Regions from separate parts of the Homo sapiens genome. Here region 1 is linked to region 2. A link is a loop called in an ENCODE intact Hi-C map of the cell type or tissue named here. Cell type or tissue: natural killer cell. All regions are shown on one strand.

The links. Hi-C counts contacts between places; a loop is a spot of excess contacts. Peaks named below come from ENCODE experiments on the same cell type or tissue, not always from the same donor. Only the 100,000 strongest peaks of a DNase experiment are listed, where the experiment ranks them.
Region 1: it touches region 2 in a loop (14-fold over the local background); 2 of 110 quality-filtered maps call a loop at or near these places.

Annotation. Positions count from the first base shown.
Region 1 is chr3:196,353,894-196,361,893 of GRCh38, forward strand. It overlaps UBXN7 (UBX domain protein 7), which reads right to left. Exons shown (of 11, transcript NM_015562.2): 10 at 7,951-8,000; 11 at 1-2,953. The coding sequence ends at 2,792. Among named protein-coding and RNA genes, the nearest start is that of TM4SF19-DYNLT2B, 19 kb to the left of the region's middle. In natural killer cell, no CTCF peak of the experiment used is centred here; a DNase peak (open chromatin) is centred at 4,218; H3K27ac peaks cover 878 bases.
Region 2 is chr3:196,498,900-196,506,899 of GRCh38, forward strand. RNF168 (ring finger protein 168) reads right to left here and starts at 4,869. Exons shown (of 6, transcript NM_152617.4): 1 at 3,974-4,869. The coding sequence starts at 4,274. It overlaps SMCO1 (single-pass membrane protein with coiled-coil domains 1), which reads right to left. Exons shown (of 3, transcript NM_001077657.3): 3 at 7,980-8,000. It overlaps LOC105374306 (a long non-coding RNA gene), which reads right to left and starts at 3,153. Exons shown (of 2, transcript XR_924896.3): 1 at 1,535-3,153. It overlaps LOC105374307 (a long non-coding RNA gene), which reads left to right and starts at 6,453. Exons shown (of 3, transcript XR_924897.3): 1 at 6,453-7,312; 2 at 7,428-7,532; 3 at 7,903-7,993. RefSeq lists enhancers at 2,979-3,663, 3,664-4,347, 3,999-4,068, 4,109-4,198 and a silencer at 4,819-5,118. In natural killer cell, no CTCF peak of the experiment used is centred here; DNase peaks (open chromatin) are centred at 2,632, 3,282, 3,992, 4,912 and 2 weaker places; H3K4me3 peaks cover 3,859 bases; H3K27ac peaks cover 1,848 bases.

The sequences.
Region 1 (8,000 bases), 150 kb before region 2:
CAAGCTGTGTCCAACACCCACAAGGAATGACTATTTTTAACTAATCTTACTGACCTCATTTAATCTATTCAATAAAACCTCTGCCCTAAGGAGCAAAGAAACTTGCAGAGGAAGTAAGGCAAACTGGAAGAAGCATACTGTCAGCGGATTAAATTCTTGAGCAAGGCAATACTCCTTATGGATTCTTCCCATGTACAATCCGTAACTCTTCCCATGGGCCTTTATATCAACCCTAAGATAATTACACTCCTGCCTCAAAATAAAATAAAATAAAACCCACCACATCTTGTATTGTAGACATCCCAGCTGCATGTTAAGCTGAGTGAAAGTACCATGCTGTCTTTTAAATCACTTTATATCTACTTAATCATCCCACAGTAACCCGAGTTGAAGAAGTTACTTTGGTTTCTCATAAATGAATATGCACGTGCTGAACATATCGGAAAGAACCACACCCTCTCACTGATGAACACGTTGGCAGTTCTCCCAACTGTTTTATCAAGAGAAGCTAGAAGGTAAAGAAAAGGAAACAGAGCCCTATAGGAAAAATGATTGACTTCACACGTTTGAGCGATTTGGGCTTCAGCTATGACTTTGCTGGAGTACAGATGGGTGCCATCAGAGCACAAAGCTGAGCAAACCTCTCTTCTTACCCTGTGCCCTCCCTGAATTTTTGGATTTCTGAGCTTGTCTACTACCAACAAATGTTTTACCCTCCAGTGCACCTTTGACAGTATACAGCTCTATTTTTCAAACGGCAAGTATGTTATCCAAGTTCAGAGATGCAACTGAGGAATTAACATGAAAACCATCTTTCACTCAATAAATCAGAAGCTGCTAGTTAAGTAAGCCTCAAGAACCTAAGAAAAAACACCAAAGTGTAAGTATTACTCAGTCACCAATCTAAAGACAGAACTTTGACTCAAGGTAGAAATGAAACCGTAATTATATAAATATATTTATAAATATTTATACAATTATATACTTATACATAAGCACTTACACAGACTTAGAAAAAAATTTAAGAACATTAATTCAAAAGGACTCACTGAAGAATAAACAGATTTTTCCATGATTTCCTTGAGGAGATATAAAACTCATTCTTTAGGGAGAGTTCCTCAAAATTCAACCATTAGAAACCATATCCTATAACTGTGTACTAGCAACACATGGCATCTTTTTTTCTTCTTTTCCCAAATCCCCTAATTGCCAAGAGAGCAATCTTAAAGTAGATGAAAACCTAAAGGTCTCTACGCAACATCTGAGGAACATACGCTCCTCAGATAAAAGAATCAATCTAAATCCTCAACTGACAAAAAGGTCCATTTAATATTTTTCATTTTACAAGTTAAAAGTTCTAGTTTTGCCACCAGAATCACGACTACCCCCCCTTCAGAGGACTCCATTTAAGCTCAAAATACGAAATGAGCATAGGGTGAAGTTGATGTGTAAATGGTATTCTACAGATTCAAGATGGCCTCTTCTAAAAACACTGAAGAAAGCTTTCACCAACTCTAATTTGATTTTGGGTTTTGTTGGCAGAAAAAGCCCAAGACATCTGAAAATTACTAGTAACCTCCGCCATCCTCCTTACTAAATGTTGTCTTCTGAATGGAGTTGAAAGGTCTTCCCCTTAGAGAGGCTTTCCGTTTTGATACCTTTTGAAAGAAAACAGCATGCGGACTCATGTTCAATTCAGTCACCAGAGCCTTTTAGAGACTATTCCAACCAGGGGCAAAAAATGAACCATTATTTCTAACCAAAAGAACATGGTTAGCAACTCTCAGCTGAATGGTTTTCTTTTTCCCCAGGGACATACCTAAGTATGCCTGAAACAACACAGGACAATCAATAACCATAGTGGTTACAATTCCAAGCCATTGTACTACATGATTATTGACCAGCTGCCTTCCTACAGATCACTGCAGACTCAGACAATGGAGGGCTCCAAAGGAACTAATATGCTGTGCTGGCAAAAATAGCAAGCACCTTCCTATCCCAGTCACCACGATAGGTTCACTTCATGTCCATTCTTGGACTAGCAGGATCAATACAGAGTAATAAGGAAAACTGTCTCAGGTTAGGACAATGAAAGTCACCCCATGCTATATGCTCCATATTTAACACTCATTCTGCCAATAACACATGTCATGGAAATAGTCCTTATAGCTGGGAACATGAAAATCCTTTGAAAAAGGTTTTTAAGTATGATGAGCAATCATTACAAGGGATGCTTTTTCCACGTAAACAAAAGCCTGGATATTTTGTTAAGCGACATTTCCACATGAAGAACACAACAAAACCAAACCCATGTTAGAGAATTTCTTCTCCCTGCTAAACACGGGGACTTACAAAAAAGGGAGGGTTGTTCTTACTCTGAATCTAGCCATTCCTTTGCCCGAAGAGTCTGGGGAGTAACGTTAACATTTGATCCCAAAAAAGTGCCGTGCAAGAGACCACTTACTGGAACACACAATTCCTGCTGCTAGTACTAGGAGAGGTCTTATCCTTACACTTCAGTTTGGTCACCAGATTAGGTAAGAAAGAAAAGTGTGGGGGGAGGGGGAGGCAGAAGGGTACGGAGTGGGGAGCGAGAAAACAGAAGAGGAGAAAGAAACAAAGGGGGAGAAAGAGACTGATTATAGGAGAGATCAAGAAATAAGAGAAGGAAGGTGACTTGCTTGCCCAACTTTGGCTCTGTGGTCCTATGAGCCAAAATGCATACTTAGTGACATGTATCTCACAGGAAAAGGGAAAAAAGGGGTAAGCTGAGAGAGGTCAAGCCATGGTGTTAATTTCTTTCCTGTACAAAGACAGTCTCTTGAGGACAAAGGCCTGCCTCTTGCAATGTAATATCATAGTCCAGATGAGATAATTTCCTTCGAGGAAAGTTGGTGAGAAGTTCAAAACGTTCATTTGGGTATCCTTTAGACTGCACGTGCTTCACCAAAGCCTATAAAAACAAGAGAAAGACAAAGCCATTAGACGGAAAAAGAGGAAAGAGCATATTAGTGAATTAAATAGAAAACATTCTCTTTTTAATCATATTAGATCAGCTATTAAATGTAAGTTCTTCTTTCATATAACCAAAGCTTGCCCTTGGGGAAGGGCCAATATAAACCTTTGGACGGGGAGATAAATCTGACCCCAATTACTTACAGCCATTAAGTGATACTGAAATACACAGTTATTATTTGGCTCCCCAATAAATATACCCAGTCACTATTCATAAAATTAAATTATTGTTCTCATTTTAAAACATTTTATCCGTTTTCCTTTCTCCCTTTTATCAAGGAAGATATGTCCTTCATTCTGCCTACACCCAATCTTGCCACCTGTGCACTGAATCTCTTCTTGCCTTCTCAGAAACTGGACCATTCCCATCTTTTGCAGGTTTCTTCAACATCTCCCTCTCTGCTTCCCATCAAACTTCAACACTGCTTGCATTTCAGTAACACAGTCTTCAAGAATCAGCCTAATTATCTCCAGCCACAGCAAACGGCCAGCAATGCCTGACGCAAGGGATTCATTCACAGGCTAAGCTAAGCTAAGCTAGTCAGACTCAAGATTCTGTTTCCAGCAGTTAAAAACAGAGGGTGTCGGGGCACGGTTGCTCACACCTGTAATCCCTGCACTTTGGGAGGCCAAGGAGGGGGACAGCTTGAGCACAGGAGTTGGAGACCAGCTGGGGCAACATGGCAAAATCCCATCTCATCAAAAAATATGGGCCAGGCATGGTGGCTCACCTGAGGTCAGAAGTTCGAGACCAGTCTGGCCAACATGGTGAAATCCCGTCTCTACTAAAAATACAAAAAAATTAGCTGGGCATGGTGGTGCGCACCTGTAATCCCAACTACTTGGGAGGCTGAGGCAGAATTGCTTGAACCTGGGAGGCTGAGGTTGCAGTGAGCCAAGATCATGCCACCCGCACTCCAGCCTGGGTAACAGAGCCAATCTTCATCTCAAAAAAAGTAAAAATAAAAATAAAAACTAGCCGGGCATGGTGGTGTGTGCCTGTAGTCCCAGCTACCGGGAAGGTCAAGGTGGGAGGAGAATGGCTTAAGCCTGGCAGGCAGAGGTTGCAGTGAGCCAAGGTCGTGCCCCACAGCACTCCAGCCTGGGCAGAGCCAGATCGTGTCTACAAGAAAAGGAAGAAAAAAACAAAAACAACACAAACCAAAAACCACAGAAAGCTCATCAGCTGTGTTAGATGAAAATGCCCGCAGCGTCACCATGATGAACCACGTGCGAGCTGAGGAATAAACAAAAGCCACCAGTATGCAGAGAATGGTGTGAAGCAGAGAATCCCAAGAGAAAACCTACAGGCCCCAGAAGAGAAACATAGAGAAAAACAGACACAGTTCTTAAACACTTTGCAGTTCCAGCTGCTGGAAAACCACTATCCTCTTCAAATAACCCCAGTCGTCCTTTTCCAGAAGTAGTCATTTCAGTTGGGTTTCTATTCCATGCAGGCATGAAACAGAAAAATCTTCACTGGAACATACCTTACGTGGCTTACCTAATTTAATCTGGGAAGGAAATAAACTAATTAGAATTAAGATTCACAACCGGGTGCTCCCACCTGTAATCCCTGCACTTTGGGAGGCTGGGGAAGGAGGATGACTTGAGCTCAGGAGTTCAAGACCAGCCTGGGTAACATAGTGAGAACCCTTCTCTACAAAAAAGAATTTTAAAAAATTAGCTGGGTGTGGTGGCACACACCTGTAGTCCCAGCTACCTGGGAGGTTGAGGTGGGAGGCTCGCTTGAGCCCAGGAGGCAGAGGTTGCAGTGAGCTGAGATTGGGCCACTGCACTCCAGCCTGAGCGACAGAGCGACCCTGTCTCAAAACAACCAACCAACCAACAACAACAAGATGACTCACCACAGTTTGCAGTTAGAGATCAGACTAAACATCTAACACCTCTTTCTTTTTTTTTTTTTTTTTAAACAGAGACAGGGTCTCGCTTTGTTGCCCAGGCTGGTCTCAAACTCCTGGACTCAAGTGATCCTCCCACCTTGGCCTCCCAAAGTGCTGGGATTACAGGAGTGAGCCACTGCACCTGGCCTCCCACACCTATTTCAAAGAATTATCAAGCAAAGCTCACTGAACTTACTCCAATGAATTAGCTTCTCTGCTTCGAGAAAATGCTTCCAACGCCCTGTTTCATTGTGCTTCAAGTTACTGAAGGTCTGCGGCAACCTTGTGTCAAGTGCCTCTATTGGCTCCATTTTTCAAACAGCATGTGCTCACTGCCTGTCTCTGTGTCACCTTTTGGTAATGCTTGCAGTTCATTATTTTATCTATTATAATGAACTGTGAGCAGTTACCTTTGATGTTACTATTCTGCTTTTGGGCACCACAAACCACGCCCACACAAGACCGCAAACTTAATAAAGAAGTATGTTCTGACTGCTCCACCTAATGGGAGTTTTCCCATCTCTCTCCCTCTATTCAGGCCTCCTTATTCCCGGAGACATGACAGTATTGAAAGTAGGCCAATTAATAACCTACCAGTGTAGGCCTCTAAGTACCCAAGTGAAAGGAAGTGTCCATCCTCAAAATCAATCAATTGCTAAAAATGATGAAGCTTAGTGAGAAAGGCACGTGGAAAGCTGAGACAGACACAAAGCTAGGCCTCTGGCACCAAACAGCCAAGCTGTGAATGCAAGGAAAAGTTCTGGAAGGAAATTAAAAGTGCTACTCCAGTGAACACACAAATGATAACAAAGCAAAACAGGCCGGGAGCAGTGGCTCACACCTGCACTTTCAGAGGCTGAGGTGGGTGGATCACCTGAGGTCAGGAGTTCGAGACCAGCCTGGCCAACATGGTGAAACCCCATCTCCACTAAAAATACAAAAGTTAGCTGGGCGTGGTGGTGGGCGCCTGTAATCCCAGCTACTCGGGAGGCTGAGGCAAGGAGAACTGCTTGAACCCGGGAGGCGGAGGTTGCAGTGAGCTGAGATCGCACCATTGTACTCTAGCCTGGGTGACAGAGCAAGACTCTGTCTCAAAAAAAAAAAAAGGAAAGAAAGCAAAACAGCCTTACTGCTGTGCTGCTGAAAAGGAGAAAGTTTTAGTGGTCTGTACAGAAAAATCAAACCAGTCACACATTCCCTTAAGCCAAAGCCTAATCCAAAACAAGGTTCTAACTCTTTTCAATCCTATGAAGGCTAAGGGAGTTAAGGAAGCTACGAAAGAAAAGCTGGAAGCTAGCAGAGGTTGGTTCATGAGGTTGAAGGAAAGAAGCCATCTCCATAACATCAAAGTGCAAGGTGAAGCAGCAAGTGCTGATGCAGAAGGTGCAGAAACTTATCTAGAAGATGTAGTGAAGACAGTTCACGAAGGTAACAACACTAAATAACAGATTTAAGTTTGACAAAACAGCCTTCTATTGGAAGAAGATGCCATCAAGGACTTTCACAGCTAGAGAGAAGTCAGTGGCTGCACTCAAAGGTTCAAAAAGGCTGACTTTCTTGTTAGGGGGTAATGCAGCTGGTGACTTCCAGTTGAAGCCAATGCTCATTTAACATTCCAAAATCCCAGGTCCCTTAAAAATTATGTTAAATCTACTCTGTCTGTGTTCTGTAACTGCAACAACAAAACCTGGAAAGACAGCACATCAATTTACAGCATAACTTACTAAATATTTTAAGCCCACTGTTCAGACCTACTGCTCAGAAAAAAGATTCAACATATTACTGCTCATTGACAACGCACCTAGTCACGTAAGAGCTCTGACGAAAATGCAAATAAAAATGAATGCTGTTTCCAGTCTGCTAACCCAACATCCATTCTGCAGCCCATGGATCAAGGAGTCATTTCAACTTTTAAATCTTATTTAAGAAACACATTTTGGCCAGGCACGGAGCCAAATCTCAACACTTTGGGAGGCTGCGGTGAGAGGATTACTTGAGTCCAAGAGTTTGAGACAAGACCTGGCAACACAGCAAGAAACCATCTCTAAAAAAAAGAAAATTAATTGGGTGTGGTGATCTACTCAGGAGGGTGAGGCAGGAGGATCACTTGAGCCGGGGCGGGGAGTCAAGGTTACAGTGAGCTATGACCACTGCACACCAGCCTGGGCATAAATACAGATTCCTTTGATGAATCTGGGCAAAGTAAACTGAAAATCTTCTGGAAAGGATTCAGCAGTCTAAATACCATTAAGAACATTCACAACTCATAGGAAGTCAAAATATCAACATGAACAGGGCTTTGGAAGAGGTTGATTCCAACCCTCATGGATGACTTTGAGGGGTTTAAGAATTCACTGGAGGAAGTCACTGCAAGTGGGGTAAAAACTGCAAGAGAACTAGAATTAGAAGTGGAGGATGGCGATATGACTGAATTGCTGCAATCTCATGATCAAACATTAAAGGGAGGGGGGTTGCTTCTTATGGATGAGCAAAGAAAGTGATTTCTGGAGATGGAATCTACTTCTGCTGAAGATGCTTTTAACACTGTTGAAATGACAACAAAGGATTTAGAATATTGCATAAACTTGGTGGATAAAATTGCGGCAAATTCTGAGAAGACTGACTCCAGTTTTGAAAGAAGTTCTACTGTGGGTAAAATACTATCAAACGGCAGCACATGCTACAGAGAAATTTTTTGTCGAAGGAAGCAACTGATGCAGCAACTTCACTGCTGTCACATTTTCAGAAACTGCCACAGTACCCATCACCCCAATCAGTCAGTAGCCATCAATATCAAGACCCTCCACCAACAAAAAGATGACTCACTGAAGATTCAGGGGATCATTAGCACTTTTTAGCAAAAGCTTTTTTTAATTAAGTTATGTGCTTTTTTTTAGACATAAAGCTACTGCACACTTAATAGACTATGGAATAATGTAAACATAACTTTTATATGCACCAGGAAACCAAACAATTTGGGACTCGTCTTATTGCAGTGGTCGGAACTGAACCAAAGCAAGCCTGTACTTACTAGCAGTTTAGCTTGCTCTGGAAGAGTGATCTGTTCCCTTTTTCCATCTG
Region 2 (8,000 bases):
CAGGAGAATCACTTGAACCCAGGAGACGGAGGTTGCAGTGAGCCGAGATCCTGTCACTGCATTCCAGACTGGGTGACAGAACAAGACTGTCTCAAAAAAAAAAAAAGAATAAATCTTGAACCTTATGCTGAATAACCCCCCAAAAGATATGCTTAAGTCCTAACTCCCAGTAACTAAGAATGTGGTCTTAACTGGAAACAGGTTGTTACAGATATAATGGAGTTCATACAAAGAGTACAGAGCCTTTAATCCAATATAACTAGTGTCCTGGTAAAAAAAAAAGAGAGAGACACAGAGGAGACGGCCATGTAAAGACAGACACACCGGGAAACTCTACGTGCCAATGGAGGCAGAGACTGGAGTGACTCAGCTGCAAACCAGGAACACCATGGATTCCAGCCACACCAGAAGCTAAGGAGAAGGGCACGGAACAGATTCTCTCCCAGAGCCTTCAATGTACATGTCCCTGCTCCCTGCTAGCATCTTGGGTTTGGAGTTCTACTCTTCAGAACTGAGGGAGAATAAATTTCTGCTAAGTTCGTGGTACTTTGTTACAGTAGCCCTAGGAAATAAAAAGAATTCCATTTATATGAAGTTCCAGAACAGAAAAAACTCATCTATGGTGGATAAAAACTAAAACAGCCCGGACGCGGTGGCTCACGCTTGTAATCCCAGCACTTTTGGAGGCCAAGACAGGTGGATCACGAGGTCAAGAGATTGAGACCATCCTGACCAACACAGCAAAACCCCATCTCTACTAACAATACAAAAATTAGTTGGGTGTGGTGTCGCATGCCTGTAATCCCAGCTACTCAGGAGGCTGAGGCAGGAGAATGCCCACAACTCAAAAAAACAACCTGATTAAATGACAGGCAAAGTTGTGGCTTTTTCTGGGTTTTGGGAGAAAAACAGAAACAAAAAGAATGAATGAGCACAGGATTTGAATAGATATTTCATATTTTTCCGAAGATGATATACAAATGGCCAATAAATGCATGCAAAGATGCTCGCCATCCTTAGTCATTGGGGACATGCAAATAAAAACCACAATGGGATACCACCTCATACTCACCAGGATGGCTACTATCAAAACCCAGAAAATAGCAAGTGTTGGCGAGGGTGCAGAGAAACTGGACACCCACGCACTGTTGGTGGGAATGTAAAACGGTACAGTCACTGTGGAAAACAGTATGGCGGTTTCCAAAACCAATCACACATAGAATTACCATAGGATCTAGAAATTCCACTTCCAGGTATACACCCAAAAGAATAGAAAACAGGCCCCTGAACAGACATTTGTACACCCAAGTTCACACCAGCATTATTTCTAATAGCCGAGAAGTGGAAGCAAGCCAAGTGTCCACTGACAGAGGAACAGATTTCTTTTAATGTAGCATATACATACACTGGAACATTATTCAGCCTGGAAAAGAAGGGAATGCTGTCACATGCAGTATGGATGAACCTGGAAAACATTACGCTAGGTAAAACAGGCCAGACACAAAAGGACAAAACCTATGAAAATTCCACTTACAGGAGGTACCTAGAAGCAGTCGGGTTCACAGAAATGGAAAGGAGAACGGTGGTTGCCAGGGGATAGTAGGAGGGAGGAACGGTGAGCCTCAAGGGTGTGGAAATTCAGTTTGGGAGGATTAAAAAGTTCTGGAGATGGACGGTGGTGACGGATGCACAGCAGTGTGAACGGAGGCGATGCCACTGAACCATACAATTACAAACGGTTAAAATTTTCCTCCCTTCTTTCTAGTCAAAAACATTTTTAAGTGGTTAAAATGGTAATCTTGCTATATTTTACCACAATTTTTTTTTTTTGAAACGGAGTCTCGCTCTGTCTCCCAGGCTGGAGTGCGGTGGCGTGATCTCGGCTCACTGCAAGCTCCGCCTCCCGGGTTCACGCCATTCTCCGGCCTCAGCCTCCCGAGTAGCTGGGACTACAGGCGCGTGCCAACATGCCCGGCTAATTTTTTGTATTTTTAGTAGAGAGGGGGTTTCACCGTGTTAGCCAGGATGGTCTCGATCTCCTGACCTCGTGATCCGCCCGCCTCGGCCTCCCAAAGTGCTGGGATTACAGGCGTGAGCCGCCGCGCCCGGCCCCGCAATTTTTTGACACACAGAGTTAAGATACCAGTTCACATGTACTAGCATGGCACGGAAAATAACAAGTGTTGGTGAGGAAGTGAAGAAACTGGAAACTTCGTACTCTGCTAATGGAAATGTAAAATGGTACAGCCACTGTAGAAATCAATGTGGCAGTTCCTCAAAAAGCTAAACACAGAATTACCATAGGATCCAGCAATTCCACTCGTAGATATATAGACAAAAGAACTGAACACAGGTATTCAAACACATACTGGTACATAAATGTTCGTATCGCCAGTATTCAAATAACGAAAAGGTGAAAAAAACCAATGTCCAGCCAATGGATAAACAAAATGTAACAAGTATATCCGTAAAACAAATTATTATTCAGCCCGAAAAATGAAGTACTGATCCATGCCACACTGTACATGAACCTCAGAAACACGCTAAGTGAAATAAGCTAGACACACAAGATCCTATATTGCATGAGTCCCTTCTATGAAATACCTAGAATGGCCAGATTCATAGAGACAGAAAGTGGAATAGAAGGTGCCGAGGCTGGGGGGAAAGGTGAAATGGGGAGTCAGTGCCTCACGGTTAGAGTTTATCTGGGGTGATGAAAAGTTCTGGAAACAGTGGTGATGGTTACATTGTGAATGTAATTAATGCTATTGAATTGTACTTAAAAATGGTTAAAATGTCAGTTTGTTATATACATTTTGGACAATATTTTAAAAATAACGCAATATACCAAAAACCATTAAATTGCACACTTTTAAACATTTTACTGAATTTATGTTACCCAGACCGGCCTCAACTCCTGGGTTCAAGAGATCCTCCCACCTCCGCCTCCCAAAGCGCTGGGATTACAGCTGTGAGCCATCGCTCCCGGCCAACCGCACACTTTTAGTAGGTGAATTGTATGGTCTGCGAGCATTTGAATAAAGCTTTTTCTTTTAACTATTGTTTAAAAATGTTTAAAATGGCATTTTTTTACAATAAAATAAACGTATGTTTAAAAGGCAGGTACACATATAACTGTGACCAAAAAAAATTAGAAAAAAAAAAAAAAAAAAAAAAAAAAAGACCTGTCCACGAGAGAACGGAGACACCATATCCTAAGCCCAGACAGGAACCACCGCCCGGCTTATTGCTCACATTAGTGGAGGAAAGAGTCAAGGGTTCAGTTTGGGGCTCCTGAGTCTACCGGGTGCAGGGTTGAGTGATAAAAAAGCGACTTTAGCCTCGTCGCATGATTAGGAGAATCAAGAATTAAATGAATGGAGATGTATAGATAAGTAAATCAGAGGCCGGGCGCGGTGGCTCAAGCCTGTAATCCCAGCATTTTGGCAGGCCGAGGCGGGCGGATCCCTTGAGGTCAGGAGTTTGAGATCAGCCTGGCCAACATGGTGAAATCCCGTCTCTACTAAAAAACAGAAAAATTCCCCGGGCGTGATGGTGCACGCGTGTAACCCCAGCTACTCGGGAGGCTGAGGCAGGAGAATCGCTTGAAACCGGGAGGCGGAGGTTGCAGGGAGCCGAGATCGCGCCACTGCACTCCAGCCTGGAGGACGGAGCGAGATCCTGTCTCAAAAAAAAAAAAAAGAAGGCTCCAGACGGGCAATTCTTTAATTTTTAACACAACAAACACCCATCGAACACAGCGCGGGCATTTTGACAATGGACAAAATCTTGCCCTTGACTTTATAATCCATCGACATTTGGGGACCCATAAACCCCCTAACCTCTGAGAACTATTTAGACAAATACTAGTCGGGTTTTTTGGTTTGTTTTTACTTTTTAAATGGAAAAGTGATGATTCACCTTTTCAAAGACTTGCGGCTTTTGGCCAACAAACACGCCATGGTTTACTCACCCACTTCCTCTGATTCTTGGCCAGACGCTCTAAGCTTGCACTCCCTGGGATAGTGTTTTTGAATTATCGTCCACAGTTCCACGTTGACGAGAGAATTTCTTCGGGTATGGTACCGAGTCCACGACGATACCCGGCGGCGACAGAAGGGACAGCATAAACTCGCCTTTTCGACGGTCGACTGGAAGCACGGTTTACACAGCGTGTGGTTACACGGGAGGGTGACGGGCTCCACGAGGATTTCCATGCAGATCCCGCACTGGCACTCGGACAGCGAGGGGATGGCGTCTTTGGGTAGAGCCATTTCAATATGTTAGTAAAGCCGACTAAACAACGACACCTGCACGAAAAAGAATCCTATTTTCGGCCAACCACAGAGAGAGCAAAAGCAGTTTTGTGTTTCAGTATTATGCCCAGAAGCGTATCAGAATTCGGAGAACAGGAGCATCCAACACGTCTTGAAGCAAAAAGGCGCTCTCAGGGTCAGGCAAACAGGAATACCCCGGAGGGCGGCGTCTTTGTCCATTTTCAAGGCAAACGTCCCGCCAGCAAATAAATGCAGGTTTTCGTCGGAGGAGCCTGGCTGCTCCGCGGCATGAACACCGCGGCTGCGGCTCCCGGGGCAGCGAGGGGAACGCGCCAAGTCCTCTCCTCCCCTCACCCGGAAAGGATGCTCCGCTCAGCTCGGGGCAGCCGGGCCCCGGGACGCGGCTCCGGGAGGAAGCCCGGGCTCCGGCTGCAGCATAACTTCCGCTTTACCGCTGCTGCGGGGGAGACGCGCGACTCCCGTGTTCACCTTTCGGGCGCCTGGCGCAGTTTCCCAGAGCTCCGCGCCCCCGTCCCTCCTACGCAGCCAGAAACCCTATTCGTTGCGGCAGCGCAGCAGCCACCGGACAAGCGCTAGCAACGTCACAACCGCCCGCCAAAATCGCACTTCCCACCCAGAAAACTGCCCAAGGGCGAACGTTCCCGGGGCGGGACTTCCGGGGTCTGCGCGCCGCCCGCCCTCCCTCCCAGCCGGAGACGGTCCCGCCCTGGCGTCGCAGCCCCGCCTAGTGCAGCCTGGGTGGAGCCTGACCTTTCCCTGAGATTTCTGCGAGGCCTCAGACACCCCTGGTTTCTTGGTTTCTGGGTAGAAAAAGGGAAACCTCAAAACAAAATCAACAGCCAAACAAGGCCGGGTGCGGTGGCTCACGCCTGTAATCCCAGCACTTCGGGAGGCCGAGGCGGGCGGATCACCTGAGGTCAGGAGTTCAAGACCAGCCTGGCCAACATGGTGAAACCCCCGTCCTTACTAAAAATACAAAAATTAGCTGGGCATTGTGACAAGCTCCTGCAATTCCAGCTACTCAGGAGGCTGAGACAGGAGAATCGCTAAACCTGGGAGGCAGAGGCTGCAGTGAGCCGAGATTGTGCCACTGCACTCCAGCCTGGGGGACAGAGCAAAATTCCACCTCAAAAAATACAAATAAATAAATAGATAAAAGAATTGGGGTCTCACTGTTTTATCCAGGCTGGACTACAACTCCAGGGTTCCAGGGATTCTTTCGCCTCAGCCTCTGGAGTAGCTGGGTCTAGAGCTTGCAACTCCATAGCCAGCTCCGGACCTGCATTTTTTGAGGGAATCAATCAGTGTGAAGGAAGAGAAAAGAAAATCACTGTGCGTGAAAGCAGCCTTTAAGTTGTTTTGAGGCTGCTGAGAGCATTCAGGCTGGGTAGGGGATGGTTTCCAGGTTGAGAACAACGAGGAGACATCGGTCGTTGGTAGAAGTCTTTGGGAACTTTCATTTCAATGTGGGTTCAGAAACCTGTTATTGTCTGTGATAGCTCACACCTGTAGTCCCAGCACTTTGGAAGGCCAAGGCGGGAAGATCAGTGGAGCCCAGGAGTTCAGGTCCAGCCTGGGCAACATAGTGAGACCCTGTCTCTACAAAAAATAAAAAAATTAACTCGGTGTGCTGGCTCACACTTATACTCTCAGCTACTCTGGTGGCTGAGGTGGGAGGATCACTTGAGCCCAGGAGGTCAAGGCTGCAGTGAACAGTGATCGTACCACTGCACCCCAGCCTGGGTGACAGGGCAAGACCCTGTCTCAAAAAAAAGAAAAAAAAAAGAAACCTGGGACTGTCATCTGGTTGTCTACAGTAACAGTACCTTAGCTTGGAATTTCAGGCTTGTTTTTTGTTCGTTTGTTTGTTTTTTTGAGATGGCTCCTCATTCTGTTGCCCAGGTTGGAGTGCAGTGGTTTGATCTCAGCTTACTGCAACCTCCACCTCCTGGGTTCAAGCGATTCTCATGCCTCAGCCTCCCGAGTAGCTGCAATTACAGGCGCGTGCCTTGTAATACCACGTGCATTGTAATACCACGCCTGGCAAATTTTTGTATTCTTAGTAGAGATGGGGTTTCACCATGTTGGCCATGCTGGTCTCGAACTCCTGACCTCAGGTGATCCACCGGCCTTGGCCTTCCAAAGTGCTGGGATTACAGGCGTGAGCCACTGCACCTGGCCTTCAGGCTTCCTAATATGTCCACAACCTGCTTTTCCCATCGAATCTCCCATTATTCTTTTAAACATGCAACTATGATTTATTCTCTGTCATCCAAACGTTTTGCTTTCATGACATTGCTTTCTCGGTTCATCCTAAATGGGTTGCTTTGTGGCTGTGCCTACTTCAAACACCAATTTAATGCAGTTGGGCCAGGCACGGTGGCTCATGCCTGTAATCCCAGCACTTTGGGAGGCCAAGGAGGGCGGATCACAAGGTCAGGAGTTCGAGACCAGCCTGACCAACATGTTGAAACTCAGTCTCTACTAAAAATACAAAAATTAGCTGGGCATGGTGGCAGGTGCCTGTAATCCCAGCTAGTCGGGAGGCTGAGGCAGAAGAATTGCTTGAACCCGGGAGGCAGAGGTTGCAGTGAGGCCAGATTGCACCACTGCACTCCAGCCTGGGTTGACAGAGCAAGACTCCGTCTCGAAAAAAAAAAAAATTAATTCACTTCTTCCAGAGTGCACTTTTATGTGCAATTTAATGCACTCCCCACCACCAGTAATGCCCCTTTTCTAAACTCACCCAGTCATATATTGCCCAGTGATACTGATTTTTATTGCAGTTTTACTATTGAACTCCTGTATTTTGATTTCTATCTTCAGGTGCTTATGTCTTGTGTAATGGATATATTTCATGTACTTCCTCAGATTTCCTTCACTTTGTTTGCTTTCTGTACCCATAATCACTTGCTCTTTTTGGGGCTCACCAGTTGCATTTCCGGAATCTCTGGCTTCTCCTGCCACTTCTGAACAATGCAGGAGCTGACTTCTCAGAGGCTGCTAGGGCCTCGGTAATGCATGCTGGGAGGGTGGGGGGGTCACTCCCCATGGAGTAACTTTCACCAATTGAAACCAGTGGACTGACCGAGCACAATACTTAAATTCCCTTTTCTTCTTCCTTCCAAGGATGGTTTCTCCAGTGTGTCTGGAGACAGGCAAGACTGAGGGAGTGTGCCTGCTGAAAAAGCTGCTGTGTCTCTTGTGGCTCATTTTCAAGGAGGGGACAGCAAGGTAACACATCACCATGTATTACTTCACATCCTTCTCTACCTAACTTCCTTCCAGCTTTCTTCACTCTGGCTGTCCTGAATTTGTACCTCCCAAATAAAGCATCGGCACTTAATCTTTACCTCGAGGGCAGGATCCACATTTTTAATGTTTCTGTTATCCACAGTACCTAGTACATGGCATTTGGTATTCGATAAATATTATAAATAAATGGTCAAGATGTAAGAATCTCCTTTCTGGTATAAATAACTATGGTACTTCATTAGAGAACAAATACACATTAAGATACAATTTATAGGATCTCATGATGTATATTTTAGGTGTTTTTGTTTTAATTTATGAAAATAGAGATGAGGTCTCACTATTGTTACAGCTCTTACTCCCGAATTTGATGAGTTCTGAGTTGTTGTCCCATGACTGAGAAGAATGAGGTACACGGACACTGGAGAGTGAGTAAGGCAAAGTAGAATT